Linked DNA regions of Mus musculus: region 1 is linked to region 2. Evidence: chromatin loops called from intact Hi-C (ENCODE). Cell type or tissue: gastrocnemius. All regions are shown on one strand.

Region 1 (2,500 bases), 720 kb before region 2:
TTCTTGCCATAGTTCTTTATGACAAGATCCCATATCTATTTACTCTAGATATCTTCAAATGGATGCACTATGGCCATCATCTATGCAGTTGAGAATGAATGTTTCTGAATGCATTTACCCATTATTTCTCCCTATATTCTCTACTTTTGTGGTGGAATTTCTGATAATGCTGTTTTTATAAGTTGGTGTTGCCTTTATATTTACCACGTTGAAATCATGTTAACAATACTGATTCCCATTCAAGTTCATAAGTGTACTCTAAGATTAATTTTGTGTCATCGGTACCCATGCAGTAGAGAAATATTCAGCAATAAACCTTATATTTATTCATCTAGGCTTAAGTCAGTAACTCATTGCCCATAATCATCTGAGCAATACCAAATAAACTCTTGACTTTACTGGTCAAGTAGAATTTGACTTACATGGAATCACATGGATTCTCATGGTTGCCCTGGTAAAGGGGTGATGATGATGATGATGAGGTGGAGGATGAGGAGGATGACAACGATGATGATTACTTTGTTTATTGAGAAATATTCATGGGGTTATCATTACCTACTTTGAACAAAAGGCAATGTAATGCTTGTCAATCTGAAAATAAGACGTCTTTGCAGACCAAATTCAATATCATTACATTTTCCTATGTGATATGAAATGAAGAGCCTCTTTTCAGTAGTGTCAGTTGCAACATCTGTCATGAATTATAAATCAGGCAAGGATGGTGAGTTATCTCACTATAGAACATCCTTTCAGAAGGATTTTCTGAGTGTGAAAATCTTTCTTCAGTTGGCATCATGTGGAGTGCCTCATTGGTGAATGTTGACTGTTTCAGTAAGTATGGAGATGCACTTCAAATGCATGAATCTAACTCCTGCAATAACTGCAACTAAATCATTACACTCAACATCAGAATGCACCACTGTAAGCAGTCACAATCCTTCACTATAGATAATAAAACATGAAAAAAATGCTTATGTGCATTCCCATAAGAGTTTTCCCACAGTACTTAAGGATGAAGTTTTAAAAAAAATCATATAGGGATTCTGTAATATACAACACTATTCCCAGATTCAAAATAAAAATGCTTTGAGGAAAAGGGACAGTTTAAGAAGATGTGAACTTTCAATTTCACATATTTACTAGGAAGGAACAAGTTAGAACTTTGCTAAGGAACTCTCTTTGGGAATAAATGATTGAATTGATTGTTAAAAATTCTGATGAGAATGAAAAAGAACACATGGTAAGCATGAGAGAATATTCATATAAGCATGATTTTCAATCTCATGACTGGAATGGCAAAGAAATTGTGATATTTAGGGAATTGCCTACATCTACATTGTTGAAATGTGGTAAGACATTAAAATTAAAGTGAGTTTCTCAAAACATGGCTTGCAAGGCTATGGAAAATCAAACCATATGGGAATAATGTAGGTACCACAGAACTGGAGAAACAGAAATATGACTATGCATTCTGCAAGACCTGAGACAATACAAGGATGCCAGTCTGGATGTACTGACTCACAAAAGGCATGAGGAACCCTTAACTATGTCAAGCCATAATTCCCATAATTATCAGGGATTGGAAGGCAATAGCAATAAACCAAGCAATTTTTTTATAGAAAGGATGATCAGTACCCTGGTTACAATTATGTTTATACATTGTTTTCAGAAAATATATATAAAGGTAATTTGGTTCTGGATTGGAAATTCATTTGTTTTGCTGGTTCCAGGGTGGGATGTGATCTTTGAGAGTTAGAAAACACTTTGTCAGATCTGAATGATTTACATTGTTATTTAGGTTGAGTTCTTAAATAGCTAATGCAGTCAAGATGGAATATATAAAGGACAAGGTAGACAATAGAGCTTGCTATGTTCACACCAAGACAACTGTGACAGCTGGAATGCTAGGATCATTTCATAGAAATATTCAAAACTATAAACCAATTCACATATAGGGGGTCTTGAAGCTTATCAAAGAGTTCATGAAAACCATATATGACAAAGCATCTTCGGGGAACTATTGAGCTTTTCATGGTGAAGTTCAATAATTTCCTCACCGCCTATGTGGTGTATGTTTCTTCCAGGCAAATAGGAACACCAAAAGTGAAGATTTTCATTCTTTATCTATCAATAACCAGATATAGATGATGAATAAAAGAAGCTGTGGTGCAGCTCAGGGAATGTCAGTTGCAGTGCATTAGGACCAGAAGGCAACATAGACTCTTTTCCTCTGGCCTGTGGAGGAATTAGCAGCACAGAAATGCACAGACCAAGGACTATCAAAGATAGCAGTATCCTCAGAATTCCTGAAATAACAGCACCAAGAAAGTTGGAAGCTGGAGATGTTACAGATTATATTTAGAATGTAAATGGATATCCGTGCCATCTCTCATGCACTTTAATCAGCACTGAGTTTTATATTAAATAATTCTTGCAAACCTTGACATCTTTACATGCAGTACGTATTCTGTCTCATGAACTTGATAAGTATTCATCTTGT
Region 2 (2,500 bases):
CACAAACGACTCCTCTATGGTGGATATAAAAGATTGATATGTATCAAGTACAAGTGACCATGCATTAGAGAAAATTTGATGTATGTGATGTAAGTAGAAAAGTTAACATGAAAATATGCTATGCGGTGGCGGCCAGATGTCTCACGGGAAATTCTCAGCTCCCAGGCATGGGTCCTTGGGCTTCCTGCCTCGCAAGCGCAGCAGCAGGCATCCTGGGAAAGTGAAGAGCTTTCCTAAGGATGATGCTTCCAAGCCTGTTCACCTCACAGCCTTTCTGGGTTACAAGGCTGGCATGACCCACATCGTCCGGGAAGTTGACAGGCCAGGATCTGAGGTGAACAAGAAAGAAGTCGTGGAGGCTGTGACCATTGTGGAAAACCCCCCAATGGTGGTCGTGGGCATTGTGGGATATGTTGAGAACCCACGAGGCCTCCGGACCTTCAAGACTGTATTTGCTGAGCACATCAGCAATGAGTGTAAAAGGCGCTTCTATAAGAACTGGCACAAGTCTAAGAAGAAGGCTTTCACCAAGTACTGTAAGAAATGGCAGGATGACACAGGCAAGAAGCAGCTGGAGAAGGACTTCAACAGCATGAAGAAGTACTGCCAGGTCATCCGCATCATTGCCCACACTCAGATGCATCTGCTTCCTCTGTGCCAGAAGAAGGCACACTTTATGGAGATCCCGGTGAATGGAGGCACTGTGGCTGAGAAGCTCGACTGGGCCCGAGAGAGGCTGGAGCAGCAGGTTCCTGTGAACCAGGTGTTTGGGCAGGATGAGATGATTGATGTCATTGGCGTGACAAAAGGCAAAGGGTACAAAGGGGTAACCAGTCGTTGGCATACAAAGAAACTGCCCCGAAAGACCCATCGAGGTTTGCGCAAAGTTGCCTGTATTGGAGCCTGGCACCCTGCCCGTGTCGCCTTCTCTGTGGCTCGAGCTGGGCAGAAAGGCTACCATTACCGAACAGAGATTAATAAGAAGATTTACAAGATTTGTCAAGGCCACCTAATCAAGGATGGCAAACTGATCAAGAACAATGCATCTACTGACTATGACTTGTCTGACAAGAGCATCAACCCACTGGGTGGCTTTGTCCATTATGGTGAGGTGACCAATGACTTCATCATGCTCAAAGGCTGTGTGGTGGGGGCCAAGAAGCGAGTACTTACTCTTTGTAAGTCCTTGCTGGTCCAGACCAAACGTCGGGCCCTGGAGAAGATTGACCTGAAGTTCATTGACACCACCTCCAAATTTGGCCATGGTCGCTTCCAGACCATGGAGGAGAAGAAAGCATTTATGGGATCACTCAAGAAAGATCGCATTGCCAAGGAGGAAGGAGCTTGATTCCAGGACCACTTTGTGCAGATGGTGGGGTCTCACCAATAAAATATTTCTACTAACAAAAAAAAAATATGCTATGCACACATGGTGGTATTTATTTCAGCGAGAAATAATACAATTATCATTTTTAGATTTAAAGATGAATGCAACAAAAATCATATTTTATCTGAAATAACAAAGAATTACAGATGATGTGAAGTTTCACTTTGTGGATTTGAAAGTTTGAATAGATATGAGTAAATAGATATAAATGTGTGATATTACTGCAAAAACAAGATTCTCTGGGAGGTAACTGGAATCAAATGACAGGGACAAAAATGATGTTGTGGAGAGGGGCATAGATTACAAATTCATGTGATATATCTCTGAAAGTATCTTAAAGAGATGTATTGCTGTATATGCCAAAATATAAAAAACCTAAAACTCATGTATTTTCTTCCAATAGTTCTATCTGACAAGATCCCATATCTATTTACTCTAGATATCTTTGAATGGATGCACTATGACCATCATCTAAGCAGTTGGAAACGAATATTTCTGAACCCATTATTTCTCCATATATTCTCCACTTTTCTGGTGGAGTTTCTGATAATGCTGTTTTTATAAGTTGGTGTTGCCTGTATATTTACCAAGTTGAAATCATGTTAAAAATACTGATTCCCATTCATGTTCATGAGTGTACTCTAAGATTAACACTGTGTCATCAGTGCCCATGCAGTAGAGAAATATTCATGGGGTTATCATTACCTACTTTGAACAAAAGGCAATATAATGTTTGTCAATCTGAAAATTAGACATCTGTGCAGACCAAATTCAGTATCATTACATTTTCCTATGTGATATGAAATGAAGAGCATCTTTTCAGTACTGTCAGTTGCAACATCTCTGTCATGAATTATATATCAGGCAAGGAAGGTGAGTTATCTCACTATAGAGCATCATTTCAGAAGGATGTTCTGAGTATGGAAATCTTTCTTCACATGGTATCATGTGGAGTACCTCATTGGTCAATGTTGACTGTTTCAGTAAGTATGGAGATGCACTTCAAATGCATGACTCACTAACTCCTGAAATAACTGCAACTAAGTCATTACACTCAACATCTGAATACACCACTGAAAGCAGTTGCTATCCTTCACTGTAGATAATAAAACA

Evidence for each region. Peaks named below come from ENCODE experiments on the same cell type or tissue, not always from the same donor. Only the 100,000 strongest peaks of a DNase experiment are listed, where the experiment ranks them.
Region 1: it touches region 2 in a loop (12-fold over the local background); 16 of 42 quality-filtered maps call a loop at or near these places.

The regions. Positions count from the first base shown.
Region 1 is chr4:113,671,183-113,673,682 of GRCm38, reverse strand. The region is part of intron 32 of Skint5 (selection and upkeep of intraepithelial T cells 5); the gene reads left to right. Among named protein-coding and RNA genes, the nearest start is that of Skint5, 330 kb to the left of the region's middle. In gastrocnemius, no CTCF peak of the experiment used is centred here; no DNase peak of the experiment used is centred here.
Region 2 is chr4:112,953,923-112,956,422 of GRCm38, reverse strand. All of the region lies in intron 25 of Skint6 (selection and upkeep of intraepithelial T cells 6), which reads left to right. It also overlaps the pseudogene Gm12816. Among named protein-coding and RNA genes, the nearest start is that of Skint10, 180 kb to the right of the region's middle. In gastrocnemius, no CTCF peak of the experiment used is centred here; a DNase peak (open chromatin) is centred at 1,144.